Linked DNA regions of Homo sapiens: region 1 is linked to region 2. Evidence: chromatin loops called from intact Hi-C (ENCODE). Cell type or tissue: GM12878. All regions are shown on one strand. Each heading gives the region's core, and the rest is flanking DNA. Links, peaks and the distances in the headings are about the cores only.

The links. A loop is a pair of places that touch in the nucleus more often than their neighbours do. Peaks named below come from ENCODE experiments on the same cell type or tissue, not always from the same donor. Only the 100,000 strongest peaks of a DNase experiment are listed, where the experiment ranks them.
Region 1: it touches region 2 in a loop (4-fold over the local background); 2 of 110 quality-filtered maps call a loop at or near these places.

Annotation. Positions count from the first base shown.
Region 1 is chr7:22,692,648-22,708,517 of GRCh38, forward strand. No RefSeq gene overlaps it. Among named protein-coding and RNA genes, the nearest start is that of IL6, 27 kb to the right of the region's middle. In GM12878, for the core only: no CTCF peak of the experiment used is centred there; a DNase peak (open chromatin) is centred at 5,774.
Region 2 is chr7:22,631,730-22,647,599 of GRCh38, forward strand. No RefSeq gene overlaps it. Among named protein-coding and RNA genes, the nearest start is that of STEAP1B-AS1, 76 kb to the left of the region's middle. In GM12878, for the core only: no CTCF peak of the experiment used is centred there; a DNase peak (open chromatin) is centred at 8,752.

The sequences.
Region 1 (15,870 bases), core at 3,566-8,565, 58 kb after region 2:
ATGGGTAAATGATGGTCTAGCTCTCCTAGGACTGTACTTTCTCTTTATGACTTTATAATACATTATATTTTTTGATTAACTATTCAGTATTTGCATTATATTCCCATGCAAATATTAATCACAGCAAGCATTGCAGTGTGCTATGAAAGTGTTTATTCTTGTTTCTTTTCCCTGAATTTAATAATTGCCATTTTTTAAGCTTATCTTGAGAATCTTTATACCTATTATATTAACTCTTCCACACCAGCAAATGGCCTTTCAGTGCAGTGTTCCGCTAGTCAGTCCCATCAATTTATCAATTTCCAATGGTCTCCCCTCTTCTACTTGCTTGCTTTATACTCTTTTTTTTGAGACAGGGTCTCACTCTGTTGCCCACGCTGGAGTGCAGTGGCGTGATCTCAGCTCACTGCAACTTCTGCCTCCCAGATTCAGACGAGTCTCCTGCCTCAGCCTCCTGAGCAGCTGGGATTACAGATGTGTGCCACCACAGCTGGCTAATTCTTATATTTTTAGTAGACGGGGCTTCACCATGTTTGCCAGGCTGATCTCAAACTCCTGACTTCAAGTGATCCGATCCACTGGCCTCAGCCTCCAAAGTGCTGGGATTACAGCCATGAGCCACTGCACCTGGTCTGTAACCTCATTCCAATCAAACTAATCTTCTAGTAGTATATGTCTGTACTACCCAAAGTGATGCACAGAGTCAATGCATCCTATCAAAATTCCTACTGAATTTGTGGCCGAATTAGAAAAACACATCCTAAAAATCATATAAAACCTCAAGAGACCCCCAAATAGCAAAAACAATTTTGAAAAAAAAAAAAGACAAATTTGCAGGACTCACAACTCCTGATTTTAAAACATATTACAAATCAACAATAATCAAAATGTCATGGTGCTGACATAAAGACAGATATACAGAGCAATGGAATAGAATAGAGACCCCAGAAATAAACTTTCACATATATGGTCAAATGATCTTTGACAAGGGAACCAAGACCAATCAACGGAAAAGGATAGTCTCTTCAACAAATGGTGCTGTGGAAACAAGATACCTGCCTGCAAAAGAATGAAGTTGGATCAGTATCTTACACTATCTACAAAAATTAACTCAAAATGGATTAAAGATTAAAAATAAGACCCAAAACAATAAAACTCCTAGAAGAAAGGATATGAAAAACAAATTTAAAAAAAACACCACATAATTAAAAGAAAGAAAAGAAACAATAAGAAGAGAAAATTTGGAAAAAAGCTTCATAACACTGGATTTGGCCGTGATTTATTGAATGTAACACCAAAAGCACAGGCAACAAAAGGAAAAATAGGCAAATGGGACTACAACAAACTTTACAACTTTGTGCATCAATGGACACGATCAACATCATGGACAGGTAGACTACAAAATGAAAGAAAATATTTGCAAATCATATATCTGATAAGGGATTAATATCTGGAATGTATAAAGAACTCTTGTAACTCAGCATCAAAAAAATCAAATAACTCAATTTTTTAAGTGACCAAAGAACTCAAACAGACATTTACCAAAGATGACATACAAATGGCCAACAGTCATGGTGCTCAACATCACTAATCAGCAGAGGAATGGAGATCAAAACCACAACGTGATATCACTTCACACCGATTAGAATGGCTACTATAAAAAAATAAATAAGTGTTGCCAAAAATGTGGAGAAATTAGAACCCTTGTATACTGTTGCTGGGATTATAAATGGTGCGACTGCTAAGGAAAACAGTGTGGTGGTTTCTCACAAAATTAAAAATAGTAGTAACATATGATCCAGCAATCCCAGTTCAGAGTATAGATTCAAAATAATTGAAAGCAGAATCTCAAATTGATATTTGCATATCCATATTCACAGCAAGAGTATTCACAATAGCCAAGAGGTGGAAGCAACCTAAATGTCCATCAGTGAATAAAGAGATAATCAAAATATGGTATGTACATACAATGGAATATTATTCAATCTTCACATGGAAGAAAATCTGTCACATGCTGCAAAATGGATTAACCTTGAGGACTTTATGCTAAGTGAAATAAGTCAGTCACCAAAAGCAAATACTCTCTGGATCCACTAACATGAGGTATCTAAAATAGTCAAATTCATGGAAACAGAAAGTAGAATTGTGGTTACCAGGCTAAAGGGAGGGGGCCTAGGAGGTTATCGTTCAATGGGTATAGACTTTCAGTTTTGCAAGATAAAAAAGTTCTAAAGATCTGTTCCACAACAATGTGAATATATTTACCGCTATTGAACAGTACAATTTAAAATTTGGGGGATATTAAATTTTATGTTATGTGCTTCCTACCAGTTTTTAAAAAGACAAGTATAATGGCAGAAGATTTGGCAATGACAGTACTCAAGCCACCTCCTGAGTCACGATGTTCCAATCTGTACTGACTGCCCTCTTCAATTAATGTGTAATCGTCATCCTGGGATCTCCCTTCACCACTCTCCAGGAGATTCCCTTTCCCTTCTCCACAGCGATGGATCTTCTGCTTTCTGTATTCCATGCCTTCCTCTTTCTTGGCTTATTTACTCATCCATATGAAATGTATCCTCCAGGAGCTTCCTGAGAAAGAAGACTTAAAAATGTTTTTTTGAGTTGCCTGCCTGAAATTATCTTTTTGTTATGTGTTGTTTTGTTTTCTCTTCTCACTTGATCCACAGTTTGGCTTGCAATAGAAATCTAGGTTGGAAATAAATGTCCTTCACATGTTTGAAAGCATTGTCCGTTGTCTTCTGGCTTTCAGTGCTGCTGGTAAGAAGTTGCTGATCTCTTGTGCGTGATCTGTTTTTTTTTTTTTTTATTGTTGTTTTATTTTCTCTCTGGGAGCTTATAGAATCTTCCTTATCCCTAATGTGATAAAATTTCACATTATGCTGGAGGTATTTTTTCATCCATTACACTGAACATCACTGGGACCCTTTAACCTCAAAATCCACGCCCATCAGTTCTGAAAAATGTTATCTCCTCCATGTTCTCTGTTCTCTCTTTCTTTCCGGGAATTGTTGAAGCTTTATGTGTTTCTGCTAGCACAGGTCACATTCTCTAGGGTGTAGTCTTGTGCATGAAGAAATATTTTCCCTGAGGATATTAATGTCATGTTTCTTCTACCTGCACAAATTACTTTTCTGTTTATTTTGGACTTTCCTGTGTTAGATGATGTCCTTACATAGCTGGTTGTCTATGTTGATTGGAAGCCTTGAGGATGGGGCTCACTGATTTTGACCTTCTCTGTAGACTGATCTGGGTGGCGCAGGGTCCATATCTTTATGTGTTTCTGCTTAAGCAATCCTCCCGCCTCAGTCTTCTGAGTAGCTGAGACTACAGACATGCACCACCATGCCTGGCTAAATTTTGTATTTTATGCCTGGCTAAATTTTGTATTTTTTGTGGAAACAGGATTTTGACATGTTGCCCAGGCTGGTCTTGAACTCCTGGGCTCAAGTGATCCGCCCACCTCAGCCTCCCAAAGTGGTGGAATTGCAGGCATGAGCCACTGTGCCCAGCCTCCATTCTGCAGTTTTAGTGGAGTTTTTGGAATACAACAAAATTATGTGTTCAAGCTACCATAACCCAGCAGTCCCCTCAAATTTTTAAAAAAGAAAAAAATTCAGAACAGATAACATAGTATGTTCCCATTTACGTGAAAACAATGTGAGACTATACAGTGGTTGATATGTACTGATAAGTACAAAAAAGACATCTGGAAAAATAAATGAGAATGAGTTTTTTTTTTTTTCTTTCACTTTGTATCCTTCTGTACTGGTTGGTTTCTTTTTCAAAAGCTATAAGCATGAATAATTGTGAAGACCTAGTTTTTTAAAAAAAATCTTAAAGACCTAGTTAAAAAAATAAAATCATATTTAAGAAAGAGGGCATGTCACAAGTCAGGGTGAATCTCCCTGAACCTACTCTAGATTGTCAATGGTATCAGAGAGGGTTAGAACCACTTACACAATTGGAAAGCACACAAGCTCTTAAGTCTGGTTTCAGGAACCTTGAAAATACATTCAAGGTTTCTCCCACTTAGGCCGTTCTGCTTCCAGGAATAAAAACAGCCTGAACTTTAACTCTTGATCCAGAAAAAAAGGAGTAGTATGAAATAGACTAGGCCAGACCTCCTTGGCTTCTGAAGTACCTCTGACAAGACTTTCCTGCTCCACTTACCACACCCTCCCCAGTCCCTCACCTAACACCCGCTAGCTCAGGCACACCGTAATCAGGACTTCCCAGCTCACTGAAAAATGTCTGCCTGAGTGATTCATACATAGCATAGCCAGGGCTACTCCAAATCTGCCCCTGTGGAGCCTTCATTCTTTTAACAAATGTTTATTTGTGGCAGAAGAGTGTAATTATCTATCCAAACTATTAGGTTCAAATCCTGGCTCCTCAAGTGACTAGCAAATTACTTAACCTTTCTGTGCTCAGCTTCCTCATTTATAAAATGGAGATGATCATGATGACTGCCTTCAGGCTGCAGCAGAGACTCAGCGGTTGACACCTGTGAATGCTTACTGGGCATCTCCCTATACAAAGATGGTTCTAGGTCAAACAGATACAGAAGTCATCAAAATAGAGTTTCCTGCTCCCGTGGAATTTAAGGTCTAGTAGAAAAGGCACAATTCAGTTCTCTTAATACAAACTAACAAACAAAAAAACACAAATAACAAATGATTACACATTGTAATGAGGTCCATAAAGGAAGAGTAAAAGTACAATGAAGGTTACAATAGGGAATGTGCTTATATTTAAATTCTGGATCATGATTTCCCAGCTCTAGTACTGAAGTTACTTAAACAGAAGCAGCAGCCAACAGAGTTGGTGGGTTCAATCGATTTTGTGTCTTTTCTCATGTCACAAACTTGTTAGAGTTCAACAGGCAGGAATTCAATGGTTTTGCAACAAAAGGTACTCAGAAAAAGCTCCCTTTCTTTGCCAACAGTGAGTGTATGTTATAGAATCTTCTACTCAGGATTGCATTTTTAAAGAAATGTCCCTTGGCCAGGTGGAGTGGCTCATGCCTGTAATCCCAGAACTTTGGGAGCCCGAGGCTGGTGGATCACTTGAGCTTAGAAGCTCAAGACCAGCCTGGGCAACATAGTGAGACCCTTGTCTAAAAAAAAAAAAAAAAAAAAAAGGAAATAAAATAAAATAAATGGCCCCTTTTCTAAAGGTTTGATAGACCTTTGGAATATGTTAATAAACAAGTAGGCAGATTCCAATTTGCCTGTGCTTTGGAGAAAAGGAGAGCTATGCAGGTTATTTCTTTCCCAACTAAAACATAAGTGCCTATTTGCTCTCTAGAATTGTCAGCACATTCTAAGCATGAAGTGCAAAGGCACCACATACCTTATCTCGGATAGTCCCTAATATCACAATGCCAACTTTCTGGTTCTCTGGGACACTCCCAGCTGCCCCAGGGAAGATCTCAGAGCCTCCCCACCCCATCTCTCCCTCAGGCCAATAGTTTGGCCTGATTTAACCATCTACTAATTTTAGAGTCTGTCTAGGCATAGATTATAGCCTAAAGCAATTTGCAATTATGATTTACAATAGTATGAAATTTGTGACATGATCAATCCAAAGGTCTCAGAGAGCACCCTAGTGCTATGATTCTCACAGGCAAAGGAATTCAGTGGATTATGAAGAGCTACAGATTTCCATTTTCTTTTCCTCATTATCTAGGGCTCAAGCTTTGATGCAAATCATGACAGTCTGTGGCCTCCAGCCTGACTCTGTTTCTGGTTTTAATGATCAAAGGGATTTCCCCAGCAGTTCAGTAAAAGAGAGAGAGGAAGGGTAATTTACTAAGTACTTCCCTTCCTCACAGTCACGAGGTCCCTGCTATTTCCTATCTGAGACACTCAGATTAGAAAGTATCAATAAAGATGGCCAAGAAGGAATATATTAAATAGAAGTTACCTTACAATAAAGAGAACATAAAAGATACACATGTATTAACATGGCTGAACTAAGTGTAAATGTATGAAAGATGAGCCTTGGGTGACGGGGGCCAGATAGGATACATCAAGGGAGATTTAGGGAAGAGTTGGACATAAACATCATTCATTCATTAAACAATTTTTTTTTATTGAGGATCTACTGCGTGCCAGGCACTGTTCTAGATGCTAGGGGAACAACAGTGACTCGTACCTCAGGGACTGAGCAAAATCAGTCCCATTATTTGCTTTTGTAGAATATATAATATGATGGGAAAGACCGAAATTAATCAAGTAGTTACACAAATGAGTGTATTAATTACAGACTGTGATGAGCACGCATATAGAAAAAGTGGGGGAGGGTGCCTAGGAGTGCCTGTAACAGGAACCCAACAAACCGGAAGCAGTTAAAAAGGTTTTCTTAAGAAAGGGAGCCTTGAGGTAAGAACTGAAGGATGAGTAGGAGCTGACTGGGCAAAGGAGGAGGAAGAGAGAAAGAAGTATTCCAGCAAGTGGGTGTCATGCACAGCGGCCCTGTGGCAGGGAGGAGCTGACACATTCAGAGAGCTGGAAGAAGACGCACAGAAGGGAGAATGATGGAGAATGGGATGAGGTTAAGACTGAAGAGCAGGACCTTGCAGGACATGGGAGGCTATGTCATGTTGTATTTCCAAACTAACAGCTATAGGGAACCATTGAAGGTTTTTATTTATGTATTTATTTATTTATTTATTATTTTTTTGAGACAGAGTTTTGCTCTTATCGCACAGGCTGGAGTGCAATGGCAAGATCTCGGCTCATCGCAACCTCCGCCTCCTGGGTTCAAATGGTTTTCCTGCCTCAGCCTTCCAAGTAGCTGGAATTACAGGCACCCACCTCCATGCCCAGCTAATTTTTGTATTTTTAGTAGAGACAGGGTTTCATCATATTGGCCAGGCTGGTCTCAAACTCCTGACCTCAGGTGATCCACCCACCTTGGCCTCCCAAAGTGCTGGGATTACAGGCGTGAGCCACCACACCCAGTCTGACGGTTCTAAAACAGGTGATGGAGAGAGAGGAGATTCACATTGTGAAAAGTTTGCCCTGAGACCAGATAGAAAGTTATCGTCCACATGGGAGGTGATGGAGACTTGGTGGTGGAGTCAGAGAGAAGTAGATAAATCTGAAAGTTATTTACAAGTTTAAAACCAACAGGACACCAGGTGCAGTGGCTCACGCCTGTAATCCCAGCACTTTGGGAGGCCAAGGCGGGCGGATCACAATGTCAGGAGTTCGAGACCAGCCTGACCAACATGGTGAAACCCTGTCTCTACTAAAAATACACACACACAAAAAATTAGCTGGGCATCTGGCCAACACAGTGAAACACCGTCTCTACTTAAAATACAAAAATTAGCTGGGCTTGGTGGTGGGCGCCTGTAATCCCAGCAGCTACTCAGGAGGCTGAGGCAGGAGAATCATTTGAATCTGGGAGGTAGAGGTTGCAGTGAACCAAGATCGAGCCTTTCCACTCCTGTGCGACAGAGCCTGTGTCTGTCGCATTAGCCTGTGCAACAGAGCGAGACTCTATTTCAAAAACAACAACAACAACAACAACAACAGGACTTCCAGAAGATTACATATGGGGTACAGGAGAAGGAATCCATGGAATCCATGACTGCCAGGTTTTTACTGGGGCTTAAGGAGGAAGACAGTAGCGCTGGCAAAAGCTGGGAAGGAGGACAGGCAGGTGAGCTGGTGCACCTTTGAGCTGAATGATGGGTCTGTCTAGGGTGTCTCTTGCTGAAGAACTTTTGAACTCTTATAGTAGGAGACAACACTAGAGGATCAATAGAGAAAGTTGGAAAACTCTGGATCGACTTGCACCTGGAAACTGATGAGCTCTGTGGTGTTAGGCAAGTCAGTTCACCTCTGTGGATTTCAGTTCCCTGAAAGGTCCTTCACACCTTCCTCCCATATCAGAATCTCCTGAAGTGCTTGTGAACATGCACATACATGGACAATTGTCTGCATTGGATAATGAAAAAGCACAGATTTAAAAGACTTGCCTAAGATGGTACAGGCAGAGCCAAAATGAGGGCTCCAGTCCAGGTCTGACTCACTCTAAAACTGTAAGATATGAGTAAAAGGAGTGAATGGAGATGGTCCCAAACAGAATTTCCATAGCATCGCCAGTGATACTTCAGCATGTAAGTGGGCCAGGCTTGGGAAAAAGCTGTAGCTGTCCCCTTATCTCCTAGTTGGAGAGTGCTACAGTTAAGTTTCATTATTTCATCATTTCCTCTGCTGACCCAGGGCAGGCACCACCACATCCTCAACCAGGGACACACACAGGACTCTCACATTTTACCAAACAAAAAATCCTACAAACAAGCCTAAAATTTCCCTTTGAAGCCAAATGGGAGAACCAAATCTACCTCAACTTTACTCTAAAGCTGTTTTTTAACACATATACTAATAACATTTTTAAAAGAATTTCAGGATGTTGACTCTCTAGAAACCGTGACAAACATATAATTGAGTTTTTAAAAAATAAGGTTGACATATCAACCTGTCATATGACCTATGAAATGCTTTCAAGAAACCCGTGCAAAATTAAAGAGAGCTCTTCAAGACATCAAACACACAAAAAGAAGTTATTTGGGGCCGGGTGCGGTGGCTCACACCTGTAATCCCAGCACTTTGGGAGGCCGCAAAGGGCAAATCACTTGAGGTCAGGCATTATAGACCAGCTTGGCCAAAATGGTGAAACCCTGTCTACACTAAAAATACAAAAATTTAGTTGGACATGGTGGCGTGTGCCTGTAATCCCAGCTACTTGGGTGACTGAGGCAGGAGAATCACTGAAACCCGGGAGGCGGAAGTTGCAGCAAGCCAAGATCACACCACTGCACTCCAGCCTGGGTGACACAGCGAGACTGCCTCAAAAAAACAAAAAATAAGAAGTTATTTTGTTGGAACTGATTTTTTAAAAAATTATCTACCTAAATAATCCACATAAATTAGCCACACAAAAATAATCCAAAGTAGACCTGGATTTGTAGAGCACTTAGAGCTTTGGGTCTTTGTTGTTTCCTGATAGTTTCTAATGGGCTTGCTGTGTTTTCCCAACTAGCCTACAATAAAGTCTAGTACTCCCTTTTTCATTCCCATCAGTGCCAAGGACATGTTAAATTATTTAGCATAGTACTAGGTGCATAATAAAAGTACTAAGAGCAAGCAGTTAAGGAATTCTAAATACATTATATGCATTAAGTGATTTATCTTCTCAGCAGCCCATAGAAATGGGAAAACTGAGGTCACACAGCTAATAAATGGCAGAGTTAGAATTCCCACCCAGTCTATAGGATTCTCAACACCCATGAATCTTATCTGTCACAATGCATTGGTAATCATTCCTATTTCTCCTTCCTTCCTATTTCTTCCCCTCTTTTCTTCCAAATGTATTCTCATGTTCTATTAATCACTGACATAGTTATAAAAACCATTCCCCTTCTGGGCACAATGGCTCACGCCTGTCATCTCAACAGTTTGGGAGGCTGAGGCTGAGATGGAAGGACTGCTTGAGGCCAGGAGTTCTAGACCAGCTTGGGAAACATAGTGAGACCCTGTCTCTACAAAAAATTAAAAAAAATTTTAAAACAACAACAAAAACCCATTCTCTTAAGGGAAAAGCATAACTTCATATCAGTAGATAAGATAAAGTGCTAAAACCTTTTTAGCCAATCTTTTTGTTTTTGTTTTTTCGAGACAGAGTCTCACTCTGTCGCCCAGGCTGGAGTGCAGTGGCATAATCTCTGCTCACTGCAACCTCTGCCTCCCGGGTCAAAATGATTTCCTGCCTTGGCCGACAGAGTAGCTGGGATTACAGGTTCATGCCACCAGATCCAACTAATTTTTGTATTTCTTTAGTAGAGACAGGGTTTCACCATATTGACCAGGCTGATCTGGAACTCCTGACCTCAGATGATCCTCCTGCCTCGGCCTCCCAAAGTGCTGGGATTATAGGTGTGAGCCACCGCGCCTGGCCCTTTTTAGTCAATCTTAAATGCACATACCAGTTAGTCGAGCAATCTCATTGCTAGAGATATAGCCAAAGGATATACTCACACAAATATGCAAAACACCACAAAGCTGTATTTAGTAATGTTCACTAGAGCATTGTTTGTACAGAAAACTGGATATGACCTAAATGTCCATCAGTAGGAGACTAAATAAATTACTTTGTATGGAATTCTATGCTGCTCTTAAAAAAAAAGAATGAGGTAGATATGTGTACATGAGTATAGAAAAATCTTCAAGAAATATTAAATGGAAGCAGAAGTAACAGAGCATTATATGTAATATGATCTCACTTTGGATTGTTAAACTAATAAAAAATAGATCACTGTAGGTAATTTTTGAAGTATTTCTCAATTTTTGTTTCTGTATCAGCAAGGTTATTTCTCTCCCTGAACTTGTACTTAGCATTTAGACTAAGATATTGCACTAGAGTTTAGACAAAAGATAAGCCCTGGAGAAGTCTCTAGCAGAGAGGAAGGAGAAATGAAATAAAAGCCTAACCTTCAGGCTGGATGGGCTCTGGAGAGAAGAGGAAACCCAGAGGGCTTGCAGAGGGTCAGATATGTGGGTTATGGAAATCCTGCCTCCCAAGTCAAAATTCCAGAGGGGAGGTGTGAGGTTGAGGGGAAAGTTGAAAGCAGCGGGGCTCTTGCTCCTTTCATTTCACTGGTCAGGAAGATACTGTCAGGCCTCTGAGCCCAAGCTAAGCCATCATATCCCCTGTGACCTGCACGTACACATCCATATGGCCGGTTCCTGCCTTAACTGATGACATTCCACCACAAAAGAAGTGAAAATGGCCTGTTCCTGCCTTAACTGATGACATTATCTTGTGAAATTCCTTCTCCTGGCTCATCCTGGCTCAAAAGCTCCCCTACTGAGCACCTCGTGACCCCCACTCCTGCCCGACAGAGAACAACCCCTTTGACTGTAATTTTCCTTTACCTACCCAGATCCTATAAAATGGCCCCACCCCCATCTCCCTTTGCTGACTCTCTTCGAACTCAGCCTGCCTGCACCCAGGTGAAATAAACAGCCTTGTTGCTCACACAAAGCCTGTTTGGTGGTCTCTTCACACGGACGCACATGAAATTTGGTGCCATGACTCGAATCGGGGGACCTCCTTGGGAGGTTGGGGGATCTCCCTTGGGAGATCAATCCCCTGTCCTCCTGCTCTTTGCTCCATGAAAAAGATCCACCTACGACCTTGGGTCCTCAGACCCACCAGCCCAAGGAACATCTCACTAATTTTAAATTGGGTAAGCGGCCTCTTCTTACTCTCTTCTCCAACCTCTCTCACTATCCCTCGACCACTTTCTCCTTTCAATCTTGGCACCACCCTTCAATCTCTCCCTTCTCTTAATTTCAGTTCCTTTCCTTTTCTGGTAGAGACAGGAGACGCATTTTATCTGTGGACCCAAAACTCTGGTGCCTGTCACGGACTCGGGAAGACAGTCTTCCCTTGATGTTTATCACGCGAGGACGCCTGCCTGATTATTCACCCACGTTTCAGAGGTGTCCAACCACGCAGGGACGACTGCCTTGGTCCTTCACCCTTAGCAGCAAGTACCGCTTTTCTGGGGGGCAAGAACCCCCCAACCCCTTCTCCTTCACCCTGAGTGGCAAGTGCCGCTTTTCTAGGGGGCAAGAACCCCCCGATCCCTTATTTCCACGCCCTGACCCCTTATCTCCACACCCTGACCCCTTATCTCTGTGCCCCAACCCTTTATTTCCACACCCCGACCCCTTTCCCACTTTTCTGGAGGGTAAGAACCCCCGAACCCCTTCCCTCCGTGTCTCTACTCTCTCTTTTCTCTAGGCTTGCCTCCTTCACTATGGGCAAACTTCCACCCTCCATTCCCCCTTCTTCTCCCTTAGCCTGTGTTCTTAAAAACCTAAAACCTCTTCAACTCACACCTGACCTAAAACCTAAAGGCCTTATTTTCTTCTACAATGCCGCTTGACCCCAATACAAACTCGATAGTGGTTCCAAACAGCCAGAAAACAGCACTTTCATTTTTTCCATCTTACAAGATCTAAATAATTCTTGTCATAAAATGGGCAAGTGGTCTGAGGTGCCTGACGTCCAGGCATTCTTTTACACATCAGTCCTCCCTAGTCTGTGTTCCCAATGCAACTCGTCCCAAATCTTCCCTCTTTCCTTCCCGCCTGTCCCCTCAGTCCCAACCCCAAGTGTCGCCGAGTCTTTCTAATCTTCCTTTTCTACAGACCCATCTGACCTCTCTCCTCCATGCCAGGCCCAGCTAGGTCCCAATTCTTCCTCAGCCTCTGCTCCTCCACCCTATAATCCTTTTATCACCTCCCCTCCTCACACCCAGTCTGGCTTACAGTTTCGTTCCATGACTAGCCCTCCCCCACCTGCCCAGCAATTTCCTCTTAAAAAGTAGCTGGAGCTAAAGGCATAGTCAAGGTTAATGCTCCTTTTCTTTATCCCAAATAAGAGAGCATTTAGGCTCTTTTTCATGAAATATGAAAAACCCAGCCCAGTTCATGGCTCATTTGGCAGCAACCCTGAGACACTTTACAGCCCTAGACCCTAAAAGGTCAAAAGGCCGTCTTATTCTCAACACACATTTTATTACCCAATCCACTCCCGACTTTAAATAAATCTCCAAAAATTAAATTCCGGCCCTCAAACCCCACAACAGGACTTAATTAACCTCACCTTCAAGGTGTACAAAAATAGAAAAAAGTTGCAATTCCTTGCCTCCACTGTGAGACAAACCCCAGCCACATCTCCAGCACACAAGAACTTCCAAATACCTGAACCACAGCAGCCAGGCGTTCCTCCAGAACCTCCTCCCCCAGGAGCTTGCTACAAGTGCTGGAAATCTGGCCACTGCGCCAAGGAATGCCCACAGCCCAGGATTCCTCCTAAGCCGTGTCCCATCTGTGCGGGACCCCCAAGAAAATCGGACTGTTCAACTCACCTGGCAGCCACTTCCAGAGCCCCTGGAACTCTGGCCCAAGGCTCTCTGACTGACTCCTTCCCAGATCTTCTCGGCTTAGCAGCTGAAGACTGACACTGCCCAATCACCTCAGAAGCCTACAGGACCATCACAGACACTCTAGGTAACTCTCACAGTGGAGGGTAAGTCCGTCCCCTTCTTAATCAATACGGAGGCTACCCACTCCACATTACCTTCTTTTCAAGGGCCTGTTTCCCTTGCCTCCATAACTGTTGTGGGTATTGATGGCCAAGCTTCAAAACCCCTGAAAACTCCCCCACTCTAGTGCCAACTTGGACAACACTCTTTTATGCATTCTTTTTTAGTTATTCCCACCTGCCCAGTTCCCTTATTAGGCCGAGATATTTTAAGCAAATTATCTGCTTCCCTGACTATTCCTGGACTACAGCCACATCTCATTGCCGCCCTTATCCCCAACCCAAAGCCTCCTTTGCGTCTTCCTCTCATATCCCCCAACCTTAACCCACAAGTATAGGACATCTCTACTCCTTCCCTGGCAACGGATCACATGCCCATTACCATCCCATTAAAACCTAATTACCCTTACCCCGCTCAACGCCAATATCCCATCCCACAGCACGCTTTAAAAGGATTAAAGCCTGTTATCACTCACCTGCTACAGCATAGGCTTCTAAAACCTATAAACTCTCCTTACAATTCCCCCATTTTACCTGTCCAAAAACCGGACAAGTCTTACAGATTAGTTCAGGATCTGTGCCTTATCAACCAAATTGTTTTGCCTATCCACCCTGTGGTGCCCAACCCGTACACTCTTTTGTCCTCAATACCTTCCTCCACAACTCACTATTCCATTCTTGATCTTAAAAATGCTTTTTTCACTATCCCCCTGCACCCCTCGTCCCAGCCTCTCTTTGCTTTCACCTGGACTGACGCTGACACCCATCAGTCCCAGCAGCTTACCTGGGCTGTGTTGCCGCAAGGTTTCAGGGACAGCCCTCATTACTTCAGCCAAGCTCTTTCTCATGATTTACTTTCTTTCCACCCCTCCGCTTCTCACCTTATTCAATATATTGAGGATCTTCTTCTTTGTAGCCCCTCCTTTGAATCTTCTCAACAAGACACACTTCTGCTCCTTCAGCATTTATTCTCCAAAGGATATCAGGTATCCCCCTCCAAAGCTCAAATTTATTGTCCATCCATTACCTACCTTGGCATAATTCTTCATAAAAACACACGTGCTCTCCCTGCCGATCATGTCCAACTGATCTCTCAAACCCTAACCCCTTCTACAAAACAACAACTCCTTTCCTTCCTGGGCTTGGTTGGATACTTTCGCCTCTGGATACCTGGTTTTGCCATCCTAACAAAACCATTATATAAACTCACAAAAGGAAACCTAGCTGACCCCATAGATCCTAAATCCTTTCCCCACTCCTCTTTCCATTCCTTGAAGACAGCTTTAGAGACTGCCCCCACCCTAGCTCTCCCTGACTCATCCCAACCCTTTTCATTACACACAGCCGAAGTGCAGGGCTGTGCAGTCGGAATTCTTACACAAGGACCGGGATCATGTCCTGTAGCCTTTTTGTCCAAACAACTTGACCTTACTGTTTTAGGCTGGTCATCATGTCTCTGTGCAGTGGCTACTGCTGCCCTAATACTTTAGAGGCCCTTAAAATCACAAACTATGCTCAACTCACTCTCTACAGTTCTCATAACTTCCAAAATCTATTTTCCTCCTCACACCTGACACATATACTTTCTGCTCCCCGGCTCCTTCAGCTGGACTCACTCTTTGTTAAGTCTCCCACAATTACCCTTGTTCCTGGCCCAGACTTCAATCCGGCCTCCCACATTATTCCTGATACCACACCTGACCACCATGACTGTACCTCTCTTATCCACCAGACATTCAACCCCATTTCCCCATATTTCCTTCTTTCCTGTTCCTCACCCTGATCACACTTGATTTATTGATGGCAGTTCCACCAGGCCTAATCGCCACACACCAGCAAAGGCAGGCTATGCTACAGCACAAGCCACTAGCCCACCCCTTAGAACCTCTCATTTCCTTTCCATCGTAAAAATCTACCCTCAAGGAAATAACTTCTCAGTGTTCCATCTGCTATTCTACTACTCCTCAAGGATTATTCAGGCCCCCTCCCTTCCCTACACATCAAGCTGGAGGATTTGCCCCCACCCTGGACTGGCAAATTGACTTTACTCAACATGCCCAAGTCAGAAAACTAAAATACCTCTTAGTCTAGGTAGACACTTTCACTGGATAGGTAGAGACCTTTCCTACAGGGTCTGAGAAGGCCACTGCAGTCATTTCTTCCCTTCTGTCAGACATAATTTCTCAGTTTAGCCTTCCCACCTCTATACAGTCTGATAACAGACTAGCCTTTATTAGTCAAATCAGCCAAGGAGTTTTTCAGGCTCTTAGTATTCAGTGAAACCTTTATATCCCTTACGGTTGGTCCTCAGTCTTCAGGAAAAGTAGAACGGACTAAAGGTCTTTTAAAAACACACCTCACCAAGCTCAGCCACCAACTTAAAAAGGAGTGGACAATAATTTTACCACTTTCCCTTCTCAGAATTCAGGCCTGTCCTCAGAATGCTACAGGGTACAGCCCATTTGAGCTCCTGTACGGACGCTCCTTTTTATTAGGCCCCAGTCTCATCCCAGACACCAGACCAACTTAGACTGTGCCCCAAAAAACTTGTCATCCCTACTATTTTCTGTCTAGTCATACTCCTATTCACCGTTCTCAACTACTCATACATGCCCTGCTCTTGTTTACACTGCCGGTTTATACTGTTTCTCCAAGTCATCACAGCTGATATCTCCTGATGCTATCCCCAAACTGCCACTCTTAACTCTTAAAGTA
Region 2 (15,870 bases), core at 6,396-11,395:
CTCAGGATCTTCCCTGACTGAAATCAAGGTGGGGCTGCATTCTCCTCTAGGGTTTGGGGTCCTTTTCCATGCTCTCTGGCTGTTGGCAGAATTCATTTCCTTAACAGTTGTAGGACTGAACTCTGCCAGCTGGGAACAACTTTCAGCCCTTAGAGGTCATCTACATTCCTTACCACGTGGCCCTTTCTCTTCTTAAGCCAATAAAAATATGTCAAATTCTCCTGTGTCAAATTTCTGCCTTTCTTGTCAGCCACCAGCTGGAGAAAACTCTCTGATTTTAAAGGGCTTATGTTATTCAGTCAGGCCACCAGATCATCCCCCTTTCGTAAGTAAACTGTGCCATATACATGACCTAATCACAGGAGTAAACTCCATTACACTCATGGTCCTGCATCATATCCATTATGCAGGAGATGTGTACATGGAGGAGGGTCCAGAATCTTGGGGCCCTCTTAGAATTCTGCCTACCACATTCTTCTTCAAGTTATTTGCAAAAGGTTTTACCTTCTATATTCAAGAAAATAACAGAATTAAAGTGAAATGCTCAAAAATCAATGACTGAGCAAACCCATTTTCCTAAGGAGTATAAGAAGTAGCTAGGGACTGAGCCATACCTTCCCACATAAGGAATCAGGAGAACTATCAAATAGAGCCTCGCTAAATAATGCATTCTCATAAAATGTAAAAGGGATCTCCCTTTCTTCCCTTATACAAACTCTGCCTTCAGAGTAAGAGTTTACTCATCTCTTCCCATTCTGAGATTTATTGGTAGCTTCTTGTAAAACCAGCCTCAGTTGCACCCAGCCACACAGAGATAAAAGACCTATGAAAGCAAAACCAGAGACCAAACAAAGAGCTGCCTTAACTCTTTTGGGATTGTATTTTTAAGTGATCACAAAAGGGGGAAGAAGAAAAAAAATCCCAAGCAGGGGCCCACCAACAGAGAGGTTTTATAGTAGTAATTCAACTTTCTTACACTCAGTTCCTTGTAGATTGTTATTTGCTGTTTTTAAGGAAACAGGATGGAAGGTGGAAAAGGCAACCTTAAAGAAGCGTGCAAAAACAAAATTCCAGACTTACAGAAATGATGACTGGATCACAAAATGTGTAGTCACACTTACGGGTGTTATCTTTTCATAACTCCTTCCTGTGTTTCTTCTGGGCCATTTTACCAAGAGATATCATGCATTCATCTGCCAAAAAATACAGTGGCAGCAAATGAGCCACACTTATTCATCAAATTTCTATTATACATAGGTCTGTACACTGGTTATACCACAGTCACTCAGTCCTTGCCCCAGAATGTTTTCCCAAAAAACCTTTACAGGAAAGTTAAAAAAAAAAAAAAAAGAGGTGCTTCAATTCTTTTACTTTTCTGTTACTGGAAACACTGAAAAAGGAATCCAGGTATCACTGGCTGAGAACTCATTTTTCTATGATCCAATCTATAATCCTATGCAACAGAGAAGAATCTAAGCCATTAAAAGTGGTTTTGAGTACTGCTTATATACCTATTTCAGCCTGTTATATGATGCACTGCATTTGACCATCAACTCAGAGACCTGCTGAAATGAACTGTTGGAAGTTCCCCTCAGGAGAACTTTTCCTCATTGAGAAGCCACAAATAATACCTCACTTGAAGTGTGATTAGAAAAGTTTACAAGGAACTGAAATATTCTCATGAATTTCAATGTTTAATTTAAGCATGTCTTCCCCAAAAGAAATCTAAACAAAAACCTTGCCAAATACCTCTGGTAGCAAGGAGAACTAATAATGGAATCTCCTGCCAAGTGTTCCGAGAGGTTGAGAATAATGATATCCATCTCAAGAGAATTTGTAGGTCATGGATTTTCCCTCCAATCCTAACATTTTCAGGAGCTTTCTATTTTTTATGCCCAGGATATTTCCTATTATATTTATTAAATGATGAAGAGGAGAGGGGATGGGGGACAAAGAAGTAATTAATTGGTTTCCTTGCATGTTATAACCTAAGGAGAAAGGCAGACATGGCATGATGAGGAAGAACATTGGAAGCACAGCCAAGGCAGAGGCTGGGAGGAGTCACTGAAAGCAATTAGTCATCCATCATCCCCATCCCCAAAAATCCTGAATAGGGAACGGAAAAAAGAGTCTTTTTGGGGGGGTCAGTGTTCAGAGCCCTTTGAACCAATTTCCTTGCCTCATTTGTAAATTAAAGACACTTTTCATCACCCAGACTTTATTTCAAATGAAGGTAAGAATAAGGATCTTATAAACACAAGTCTTCTTGACAACATAAATTATAGTTCCCAGAACTTTCCTTCACGTATTCCAATGTTATTACCACTGTTTACCACAATCACAAGCTATTCCCCTAGAGATATCTAAAAGATGAGCTATTTAAGTCAACACCTCCTACAAAGTAAATAACTTCTCAGCTCTCAGCTTTCATCCATCCAACATTTTCTTCTTTACAGTACTCCCTACTCTGCCTCTTGACTAAGGAAAATTAGATTCTCTTCTCTGGCTTAGCATTTTGTTTTGCAAGAGTGCTCACTTGCTTTTCTTCATTCCCCTGACAGCTCCATATCTGACAGCATTCCTTCTATGAGGATAATCCTCTTTGAATGAAAGACAAAAGTATTTGTTCAGTGTCTACTATATGTTCATGGTGTTGGCTTAGAGACTAAGGCAGAATCTCTCAAGTTTGCCATTATTGACAGTTTGAGCAGGAAAACCCCCTTTTCGTAGAGGGCCGTCCTGTGCATTGTAGAATGTTTAGCATCGTCCCTGGCCTCTATTCACTAGATTTCAGAAGCACCTCCCTCCCCAGCTGTGACAACCAAGAAATATCTCCAAACATTGTTAAATGTCCCTAAGGAGCAGATTTGTCCCCAGCTGAGAACAAGTAGACTAAGGGAATTTCAACAGAAATAGAAAAAAGAGTCCCTTTCCTTGAGGAGTGTAAAATCTTATGGAGACATAGATTGTTATACGGAAGCATCTTTAGAGATGATTTATGAATCTTCCTTTTTTATTAGTGAATACATCGAGTGAGGCACAGAGACATTAAGTGATTTGCTCAGTTGTACAACAGAAATATTCCAGAAAACAAAGGTAGCATATAATCAAGCCTAAATTGCATTTGTGTAGACCACAGATGCTATGAAAACCTAAAGAAGGGAGAGACTAATGCTAGTTAGTAGTGGCATGAAAGAGGTAGTACTACATCTCCAAAGATGAGCACTTGAAGGGTGAGATCAGCAGGGAGAAGAAGGAAGGGGATGCCTGGCATGATCATGCATGACTACAGCATATGTAACGGCCTAAAGGTAAGAGTAGAGCATGGAGCTTTAGAGGAATGAGGCAGGTACTAACTCAGAATGGCCAAAGATAAGGTTGGAGAGGTTAAATGGGTCCAAATTCTGGAGGCTGCTGACCTCCTGGATTAAGTCCAAGATCCGATTGAGAGCCCTTCAAAAAATGATTTCTGACATCCTCTTGGGGAAGGCAGAAAAACTGAAAACACGCTAATTGGGAGTCAAGAGATCTGGGTTCTAGTCCTAGCAATTCACTGACAGCTGTGTGACTAGGACAAGCTCATTTATTTCCCTTGGCCCCACTTCCTGCATCTGTAAAATGGGGGTCGAACTGCATGACCCCTGAGCTCCTGTCCAGCTGTTGCTTGTTCTGTTCACACCTGCTGTCACTTGCACTAATGGCCAAAGAGCTGTTTGCTGCTTGCCCTGATGTGTCTCAGCAGGTACCCTAAGGGGCCCTTGAGAGGAGGCTGTAACTTCTGGCCCAACCACAGGACATCAAATCCACATGTGAGCAGCCTGACTGCAAGGAAATGTGCTGGAGTACCAAATGTTCCTGATTAGTTGCAGTGTTTTCTGTTATTGAATAAGGCCTGCCATTTCCTGACTTTTACTAAATCCAAGATTGCACAGTTTACTGGGTTCAGAAAAAAGTAATGTACAACAGCTGAAGGGTAAGTGAAACAAGAACAAGGCATCTAACATGACATTGTCATATCATTTAGTAAATTCCAACAAAGACAGTAAAAGGTGTTAGTATAATTTGACATGGATGAGGGCAATCAAAGAAATAAATTAAGGACTTCTTTTCAATTAAGGACCTATCAACAAGATTAAAGGACAGCTGAAAAATAGAGAAAGAAGGCCGGGCACAGTGGCTCACTCCTGTAATCCCAGCACTTTGGGAGGCCAAGGTGGGTGGTCACCGGAGGTCAGGAGTTTGAGACCAGCCCGACCAATATGGTGAAACCCCATCTCTACAAAAAATACAAAAATTAGCTGGGCGTGGTGGTGCACACCTGTAGTCCCAGCTACTTGGGAGACCAAGGCAGGAGAATCACTTGAACCCAGGAAGCAGAGGTTGCAGTGAGCCAAGATCGTGCCACTGCACCCCAGCCTGGGCGACGAAGCAAGACTACGTCTCAAAAAAAAAAAAAAATTAAAAAAATAGAGAAAGATATTTGTAATGTCTAAAACCAATGAGAGATGGCAACTAGAATGAATATACATGGAATTCCTGAAGGTCAAAAAAAGAAAGCAGTCCCAACAGGAAAATCAGCAAAGGCTATAAATGGACAATTTCCAAAAAAGAAAACCAAAAAAACTATCAAGTATACCATTAAATACTCAAAGTAAAAGATAATCAGTAAAATGGAAAATTAAAGAAATGGTGAGATTTTGATTTATACTTGTTAGACTAGTAGAAAATTAGAAAGCTGTGTAATAGGAAGTGTTGGCAGAAATGTTGGCACTTATGTGCACTGTTGGTGGGACTATAAACTGGTACAATCAATGTGGAGACCAATCTGGCAGATACTTAGTTTAACAAAATCTATTCATAACTATGACCTTTGTTGAGTGAATATCTGTATTGGTTCCTTTTTTAAGTTTATTTTTTAAATTTTATTGTAAATTAATAATTTATAACTATATGGAGTACAAAGTGATGCTATGATTTATGAATACAATATGAAATAATTAAATCAGGCTAATTAACATATTCATTACCTCAAATACTTTGATTCATATCAAATACTTTTATCATTTTTTGTGGTCAGAACATTTGAAATTTATTCCCTTAGCCATTTTGAAATACGCAGTACACTATTATTAAATATATTCACCACACTATGCAATAAAGCTCAATGAAAAAACACTTATTCCTCCTGTCTAACGGAGACTTCATGCCCTTTGGCCATCATGTCTCCATTTCCTGCCCCCGCTCAGCCTCGGTAACCACCACTCTACCCTTTGCTCTATGAATTCGAGTGTTTTAGAATCCACATATATGTGAGAATATGAGGTAATTGTCTTTCTGTGCCTGGCTCATTTTATTCAGCATGTTGTCCAATTCCATCTATGTTGTTGCAAATGACAGAATTTCATGGTTTTTTTTTTTTTTTTTTTTTTTTTTTTGAGATAGAGTCTCACTCTGTCACCCAGGCTTCAGTGCAGTGGCACAGTCACTGCAACCTCCACCTCCTGAGTCCAAGCAATGGCACACCAAGCTAATTTTTGTATTTTTAGTACAGACAGGGTTTCACCATGTTGACCAGGCTGGTCTCAAACTCCTGGCCTCAAGTGATCTGCCCACCTTGACCTCCCAAAGTGCTGGAATTACAAGTGTGTGCCACCATGCCAGGCTAATTTTTCTATTTTTAGTACAGACGGGGTTTTGCCATGTTGGCCAGGCTGATCTCAATCTCCTGGCCTCAAGTGATCAGCCTGCCTCAGTCTGCTGAAGTGCTGAATTACAGGTGTGAGCCAACACTATTGCCTGTTTTTCATTTCTTGAGACAGGGTCTCGCTCTGTCACCCAGGCTGGAGTGATGCAATCATAGCTCACTGCAGCGTCAAACTCCTGGGCTCAAGGGGGCCTCCCGCCTCAGCCTCCCAAGTAGCTGGGACTACATGTGTGCCCCACCATGTCTAATTTTTAGAGAAAAATTTTGTAGAGATGGTGCCTTGCTATGTTGCCCAGGCTGGTCTCAAACTCCTGGCCTCAAGAGATCCTCCCACCTTGACCTCTCAAAGTGTTGGGATTACAGACGTGAGCCACTGCACCCAGTTTTTAAAGGCTGAGTAGTATTCAATTCCATATTTTCTTTATCCGTTTGTCTGTTGATGGACACATAGGTTGATTCATAACTTGACTATTGCATATGGTGCTGCAGTGAACATGGGAGTACAAGATAATTTCAAATCTCTTGGGTAAATGCCCAGAAATGAAATTACTGGATCATATGGTAATTCTATTTTTATTTTTTTGAGGAACCTCCATACAGTTTTCCATAATGGTTGGACTAATTCACATTTCTATCAACAGTTTATAAGGATTCCCTTTTCTCCACATCCTTGCCAAGACTTATCTTTCATCTTTTTGATAACAGCCATTCTGACAGGTGTTAAGTGATATTTCATTGTGGATTTAATTTGCATTTCCCTAATGATTAGCAATGTTGAGCATTTTTTCTTATATCTGTTGGCCATTTGTATATCTTTTGAGAAATGCTTATTCAGTTCCCTTACCCATTTTTAAATTGCGTTATTTATTTTATTTTTTATTTTTAAACATACTCCAACTTATGTTTTGTAAGTGGTTTCACTAATCATAACAGTACTAATATTTATTAAACATTTTTATATACCAGACACTGATCTTAACACTCGATATAAACCATTTCATCCAATACTCCATATAAACCCATTAAGGAGGCACTACGATTACCACCATTTTCGAAATGAAGAGTATGAGACACAGAGAGGTTAAGAAACTTTCCCAAGATCACACAAGTAGGAAGTAGCAGGGCAAGGATTTAAACTCAGGCAGTCTGACTTTAGAGTTTACAACCATAATACCATATGGCCTCCCCTATGTATAAAAGATGGTTGGTTTTAATATTTTGATACATAAATATAAAATTATGGTGTTTGGGCCAGGTGCGGTGGCTCATGCCTGTAATCCCAGCACTTTGGGAGGCCGACGCGGGCAGATCACGAGGTCAGGACATCGAGACCATCCTGGCTAACACAGTGAAACCCCATCTCTACTAAAAATACAAAATATATATATATTAGCTGGGCATGGTGGCGGGCGCCTGTAGTCCCAGCTACTTGGGAGGCTGAGGCAGGGGAATGGCGTGAACCCGGGAGGCGGAACTTGCAGTGAGCCAAGATCGCGCCACTGCACTCCAGCCTGGGCGACAGAGCGAGACTCCGTCTCAAAAAAAAAAAAAAAAAAAAATTACGGTGTTTAAGGCCTATGACCAGGTCACTACAGCGAGGGATTATCAAACTGCCACCTACACAGCAGTCTCTGCTTCATTGTCCTGGAACAATATGCTAAATTAACTTTAGACATGGGTATCTGAAAAGCATTTCACCAGGTTTCCCACAGAGCCAAGCAATCTCTGAAGGCCATTGAGAAATTGTCTAGAATCTCCACTAGTAATTAAGTATCTCCCAATCTAACGTCTCACCAGAGTTCTAGGCCTCTGTTTCCCACTCCCTACAGCTCAGCACCTACATACTCTATCATCTCATGCGGCAACACTCTCCTCCTTGCACACCAAGCTCCACTTCACTGTCATATTTTCAATGCCTTGAAGTAACTAAGCTCTTTCCTGCTTTACTTCCTTTATGTTTTCCCTCTGCCTAAAATGCTGTCATTTGACTGAATAAAATAAATAAATGAGTGAATGAATAAATGTATGAATAATGCCAAATTCATTATCATTTTATCCAAACAACTCCTCTTCTGGACCTTTCCCTCCCAAGCACTCACGTCATGCTGGACTTCACTTTCTCCCTCTCCCTGGATATGTGATTAGTCACTATACACAACAGATTCTCCTATGTGAAGTTTCCCGCATGTAGCCATTCCTTTTCTTTACTACCCTAGCCTCAGCTCGTAACACTGGGTGTTTTGTGCAATAGCCTTCTAACTGAACTTTGCCAATACTTCTTTCATTTATTGTTTCACAAATTATCTCCTTTGACTCGGACCTCATGCCAGGCACTGAATTAGGTGCTTTGGAGACAATGATGGATAAGACAGATACATTATCTATTCTCCCGACGTTTCCCATAGCTTATGTATTTACATATTATACTACTGACAGATTAATTTTCCTCAAATGCCACAAGTTTCCACCCCTTTAAAAATCTTCTATAGCTTCTTGTTGTCTAGAGAAAATAGTTCAAAATTCTTAGTCTAATATTTTCATTCCTACAAATTCATCTTCCATTGTTCACTTGAGTGTCACCGCTATGCCAGCTATAGGTTTCCTGCTTGTAAATGTGCCATACTATCTCCTGTCTTGGTTCTTCTGCTTGAGCCAGTCCCCCTATCTAAAATGCCTTCTCCCTAACTTTTATTTAGGTCTCACTTTTTCCCCCTCCAGTTTTGTTGAAGTACAATTGACAAATAAATATTTTATAAATTTAAGTTGTAAACATGACATTTTGTTATATATAAACATTATGAAGTGATTACCACAATCACACTAATTAACATAGCTACCTCACATAGTTACCTGGTTTTTTTGTTGCTATTGCCGCTTTTTGGGTTTGGTGATGAGAACGCTTAAGATCTACTCTTAGCATATTTCAAGCATACAATACCTTATTGTTAACTATAGTCACCATGCTGTACAGTACATCTCCAGAACTTATTCATTTTATAACTGAAAGTTTCTACCCTTTGACCAAAATCCCCCATTCTCCCCCTCCACCCAACTACCGGCAACCACCGTTTTACTCTCAGTTTCTATGAGTTCAACTTGCTTAGATTCTACACATAAGTGAGATGATTCAGTACGTATCTTTCCGTGTCTAGCTTATTTCATTTAGCATAATGTCCTCACGTTCATCCGTGTTGTCACAAATAATAAGATTTCCTTCTTTTTTTAAACATTGAATAATATTTCATTATAAATATAATAAGTATATAAATCACATTTTCTTTATCCATTTATCTGTTAAAGGACACTTATGATGTTTCCATATCTTGTCTATGGTGAATGATGTTTCAATGAACATGGGAGTGCAGATATCTCTTTGAAATACTGATTTTATTTCTTTTGGGTACATATTGAGAAAAGGGATTGATGGGTCATAATTTTTTGAGAAACCTCCAAACTGCTTTCCATAATGGCTGCACAAATTTGTAATCTCACCAACAGTGTACAGGAGTTCCCTTTTCTCCAAATCCTCACCAACACTTACTATCTTTTACTATTTTTCAAAATAGGATTCCTATTTTGAAAATAGCAATCCTAACAGGCATGAAGTGATATCTCATTGTGATTTTGATTTGCATTTCCCTGATGATTTGTGATGTTGAGCACTTTTCCATGTACCTGTTTGTCATTTGTATGTTGTCTTTGAAAAAATAGACATTCAGGTCTTTTGCCCATTTTTAAATTGTTTTTTGTTTTGTTTTATTTTGTTTTCTGCTATTGAGGTTGAGGTTATATGACTTCCTTATATATTTTGGTCATTAACTTTTCATCAAATATATAGTTTGCAAATATTTTCTTCCATCCCATAGGTTGCCTTTTAATTTTGTTGTTTCTTTTGTGGCACAAAATATTTTTAGTTTGATGTAGCTCCCCTTGTTTACTTTTGCTTTTGTTGACATGTTTTTGGTGTTATATTTACTAAATCATTATGAAGACCAATGTCAAGGTGCTTTTCCCGTATGTTTTCTTCTAGAATTTTTGGTTTCAGGCTTGTGTTTAATCCATTTTTAGTTTGTTTCTTTGTATGATAAAAGGGCCCAATTTCATTCTTTTGCATATGGCTATTCCATTTTCCTAATACCACTTATAAAAGAGACTATGCTTTCCCCCATTGTGTCTTCTTGGATACTTTGTACAAGATTAGTTGACCATATTTCCTTGAGTTTATTTCTGGGCTCTCTGTTCTGTTCCACCGGTCTGTGACTGTTTTTATGCCAGTACCATACTGTTTTGATTACTATAGTTTTATAAGAGAATTTGAAATCAGATAGTGTGATTCCTCTAGCTTTGTTCTTATTTCTCAGGATTCCTTTGGCTATTCAGGGTTTTGTGGTGCCATACAAATTAAAATTTCTTTTTCTATTTCTGTAAAATATGTCACTGTAATTTTTATACGGATTGCATTGAATGTGAAGATTGCTTTGAGTAGTATAGACACTTTAACAAACACTATTTCTTCTAATCCATGAACCCGGGATATCTTTTTATTTATTTCAGTCTTCCTTAATTTCTTTCATTAATGTTTTATAATTTTCAGTGCACAGATCTTTCACCTACTTAAATTCATTCCTAGGTATTTTCTTCTTTTTGATTCTACAATAAATGCAATTGTTTTCCTAATTTCTTAATAAATTATTAATTTTCCATATATTCTATTGCTAGTGTCAGAGGCACAAGTGATTTTTATACGTTAAATTTGTATCCTGCATCTTTACTAAATTCTTTTATTAGTTCTACCAGATTTTTGGTGGAATCTTTAGGGTTTTCTATGTACAAGATCATGTTATCTACAAACAGAAACTATTTAATTTCTTTCCTGGTTTGGATATTTTTATCTCTTTTTCTTGCCTAATTACTATGGCTAGAACTTCTAGCACTATGTTGAATAGAAATGACAAGAATGGGCATCCTTGTCTTGCTTCTGATTTTGGAAGAAAAGCTTTCAACTTTTCACCATTGAGTATGATAGTAGCTGTGGGGTTGTCCTATATGGCCTTTATTACATTGAGGTACTTTCCTTTTATACCCTTTTTGATGAGAATTTTTATCATGAAATGAGGGTGATTTTATAGAATACTTCTTCTGTATCTATTGAGATGATCATATAATTTTTATCCCTCATTCTTAAATGTGGTGTATCACATTTACTGATTTGCATAAGCTGAACCATCCTTGCATCCCAAGGATAAATCCACTTGTTTGGGGTGAATGATCTTTTTAATGTGCTGTTGAATCCCATTTGGTAGTATTTTATTTAGGATTTTTGCATCTATGTTTATCAGGAATACTGGTATATGGTTTTTTTTCTTTTAGTGTCCTTGTCTAGCTTTGATATCAGGGTAACACTGGCCTCATAAAAGGAATTTGGAAGCGTTCCCTCTTCTTCAGTATTTTAGAAAAGGTTGAGAAGAATTCATACTAATTCTGCTTTAAATGTTTGACAGAATTCACCCATGAATCCATTTGTTTCTAGGCTTTTCATTGTTGGGAGATTTTTGTTATTGGTTCAATCTCATTACCCATTATTGGTCTGCTCAGATTTTCTGTTTATTCATGATTTAGTATTGGTAGGATGTAGTTTCTAAGGATTTATTCATTTCTTTCAGGTTACCCAATTTGTTGGCTATTCATCCTATTCTCTTATGATTCTTTGCATATATGTGGGATCAGTTGTAATGTCTCCTCTTTTATTTCTGATTTCATTTGAGTATTCTCTCTTTTTTTCTCAGTCTAACTTTGTCTATTTTGGCTGCCAAACTAAAATTGTTTAGTTTGTCAATTTTGTCAATTTTTGTCAGTGTAGGTTTGTCGATCTTGTCTTTTAAAAAACTTTAGTTTTGTTGATCTTTCCTATTATTCTTCTAATCTCTATTTTATTTATTTTTTGCTCTGATCTTTGTTATTTCCTTCCTTCTGCTAACTGTGAGCTTAGTTTGCTCTTTTTCTAGTTCCTTGAGGTATAGAGTTAGGTTGTTTTCTGAGATCTTTCTCTTTCCTAAAATAGGTGTTTATTGTTACAAGCGTCTTCCTCAGAACTACTTTTGCAGCATCCAATAAGTTTAGGTATGTTGAGTTTCCATTTTAATTTGTCTCAATGTTTTTAATTTCCCTTTGGTTTCTCTTTTGACCCATTGATTGCTCAAAAGTATATTGTTTAATTTCCACATATTTGTGAGTTTTCCAGTTTTCCTATTATTTACTTCTAGTTTTATACCATCATGGTTGGAAAGGATACTTGATATGATTTCAATATTCTTGAATTTATTAAGACTTGTTTTATGACATAATATATGATCCACCCTGGAGAATGTTCCATGCACACTTGAGAAGAATGTATATTCTGCTACTGTTGGATGGAATGTGCTGTATATGTCTGTTGATTCCATTTGGTTTATAGGATTGTTTAAACCTAATGTTTCCGTATTGATTTTCCATCTGGACAATCTATCCATTGTTGACAGTTGGGTATTAAAGTCCTCTACTATTATTGTACTATTTCTCCTTACCAGTTCTGTTAATATTTGATTTATACCAATATTACCAGTTAATGTTGTACTAATGACAGTGTATTGGTATTATCAGTTTATGTTAATATTATCAGTTCTGTTAATGTTTGTTTTATATATTTAGTTGCTCCAATGTTGGGTGAATAAATCTTTACTATTGCTATATCTTCTTGATGAAGTGATTCTTTTATCATTAAACAATTATCTTCTTTCTTTTATTGTAACAGTTTTTTACTTAAAGTCTATTTTTTCTGTTATAAGTATAACCACTCCTGCTCTCTTCTGGTTACCATTTTCACGAAATATCTCTTTCCACCCTCTGCTTTCAGCCTATGTGTATCCTCGAAGCTAAAGTGAATCTCTCATAGGAAGCATATAATTGTCTTCTTTTTAATTCATTCAACCATTCTATTTTTTAATGGGAGAATTTAATCCATTTAAAGTCACTTTTGATAGTAAAGACTTATTGTTTTATTTTATTTTATTTTTTAAAGACAGAGTCTTGCTCTGTCACTGAGGCTGAAGTGCAGTGGCACAATCACACTATCATAGCTCACTGTAACCTTGAACTCCTGAAACTCCTGGGCTCAAGTGATCCTCCCACCTCAGCCTCCAGAGTAGCAAGGGCTACAGGTGTGTACTCCCATGCCTAGCTAATTCTTTAAAATTTTTTGTAGAGACAGAGTCTTGCTATGTTGCTCAGGGTAGTCTCGAACTCCTGGCCTCAAGTGATCCTCCTGCCTCAGCCATCCAAAGTGCTGGGATTATAGACATGAGCCACTGTGCCAGCCTGCCATTTTGTTAATTGTTTCTGACTATGCAGTAGTTTTCTTGTACGTTTTGTCCTCTCTTGCAGTCTTCCTTTGTGGGGTTTTTTTTTTTTTTTTTTTTTTTTTTTTTTTTTTTTTTTTTTTTGCTGTGGTATGTTTGATTCTGTTCTCTTCATCATTTTGTATACACTATAGATTTTTGCTTCATGGTTACCATGAGGCATACATAAAACATCTTATAGCAGTCTGTTTTAAGCTGATAACAGCTTCACTTCAGTTGCATACAAATACTATACTTTTGCCTCTCTCTGACCCCGCATTTTATGGGTTTTTTTTAGTCACAATTTACATCTTTTATATTATGTATCCACTAATGAAATAGTGTAGTTATACTTTTAGTACTTTTATCTTTTAACCTTTATAGAGTTAAAAGTGACTTACATACCATTACATATGAGAATATCATGAATTTGCTATATTTATCAAACATAAAATATCAAATATTATACTATAATACTATAAATACTGTAAATATTATAGTATAATATTATACTATAATATTTACCTTTACATGCAAATTTTATGCTTTCATATATTTTCATCTTAGTAACTGTGTCCTTTTATTGCAGCTTGAAGAACTCCATTTAGCATTTCTTGTAAGACAGGTCTAGTGGTGATAAACTCCCTCAGCTTTTGTTTATCTGGGAAAGTCTTTATCTCTCCTTCATTTCTGAAGGTCAGCTTTTCTGGAGAAAGTATTGTTGATTGACAGTTTTTTCTTTCAGCCTTTTGAATATATTATCCCATTCTTTCTTAGTCTGTAAAGTTTCTGCTGAGAAATCTGCTGACAGCCTTATGAAGATTCTCTTGTGTCTGATATGTCACTTTTGTCTTGCTGCTTTTGAATTTCTTTTTTTTTTTTTGACTTCTGACAATTTGATTATATATATATATGTCTCTGTCATGACTTACTTGGGTTGAGAATGGGAACTTTTGAGCTTCATTAATCTGAATGTCTGTATCTCCCAAGGTTTAATAAGTTTTCAGCCTTATTTCTTAAATAAGCTTTCTTCCCTTTTCTCTCTCTTCTATTTCTGAGGCCCCTGTAATGCAAATATTGTGGCACTTAATGGTGTCTTATAAGTCCCATAGCTTTTTTTTTTTTTTTTACTTTTTCTTTCTTTTTTCTCCACCAACTAGATAATTTCAAAAGGCTTGTCTTTAAGTTCACAGATTCTTTCTTCAGCTTGATTGACTTTGCTGTTGAAGTCCTCTACTGCATTTTTCATTTCATTCATTGTATTCTTTAGCTCCAAGATTTCTTTTTGGTTCTTTTCATGATTTCTATCTCTTTGTTGAATTTCTAGTTTTGTTCACACATTATGTTCCTGATTTTGTGGAGTTATCTACCTGTGTTCTCTTGTATCCCACTGACCTTTTTTAAAATAATTATTTTGAATTCATTTTCAAGCAATTCATAGACCTCCATTTATTTGGGGTCAGTTATAAGAAAATTATTGTGCTCCTTTGGTAGTGTCATGTTTCCTTGACTTTTTGTATTTCCTGTGGCTTTGCATTGATATCTGCACACTTGAGGGAGCAGTCACCTATTCCAGACATTACAGATTAGCCTCAGTGGGGGAAATACTTTCACCTCCAGGAAGGTGTGGGAACGCCAGTTGGGTGGGGTACAGCAGCTCTGGTTTCAGAGAGTGTGCTGTGGTGTACTCTTCATGCAGCTCTATCATTGAGGTCAGCACTGGGGACAACTCTAGGAGTCCTAGACAGCCAAGGCTACAGATATCTGAAGTTATGGCAGCAGCAGCAAAGGCTGTTGGGATCCTTGGCGGCAAAGACTTCTGGGATCTCCCTGTTAGCTCTTTTTCCTCTAGGGAAAGAAGTCCTAACCGAGGGGATCCTTCTTGGTGCCAGGTCTGGTATGGCCTGCAGGCAGTTGCAGCAGCACTGGGTTCTGGGGTATGAGTATTCAGAGCAGCAGCAGAGATGGGCCCCAGAAAACTCTGGGGTGTTCCCCAGTGGCATGGGCTCTGGTGAGAGGATGAAGTGCAGTGGTGGCTTGGGCCACAGAAGGCAGGGCACAGCAGCAGCATGGCCCCAGGCCAACATTTCCAAAAGTTTTAACCCATTCCAGCATCAACTTTAAGTTCCAAATCTAATCTAAACATCACCAACTCAAAAAGTTACAAATTGCATCATCTAAATCAGGTGTTGCTGAAATCTGTATGGTCTATCCTGGGCAAAATTCCTCTCCATCTCTGGACCTATGAAACTAGGAAACAAGTTATCTAAATACAAGTATCTAAAATACAAAGGTGGGCTAGGCATAGGATAGACATTTCCATTCCAAAAAATATTAAATGGAAGGAATAAAGAGGTCACCAATCCCAAAGGAGTCAAAACTGAGCAGGGCAAATTTCATTAGGTCTCAAGCCTTGAGAATAATCCTCTGTCACTCAACACACCCTTGGGGCCCATGGCCGTTCTGCCTTTTGGGTTTGTGGTAGCCCTATCCTCTGAGTCCACAGTGGTCTATCCTTTGGACCTACAGTGGCCTCAGGATCATTCTTTCATTTTCTTAAATGGTAGCAAATATTTACAGCTGACTAGCTCTACTGGCCCACTTTCTGTCTGTAGAAGTTTGGAAGTCTGATAGTGTTCTCACATTTCATCCTGCTTCTATCCTTTTAAAAGTTCAAGCTGGCAGTCTGCAGATACAACATTCTCAAAACCCTTGTGGTTCTCCTGTGGGGGTCCAGGGATTCATGCCATTAGACAAAAGGGTTCTCCACAGATTTCCCATGAGTAACTCATT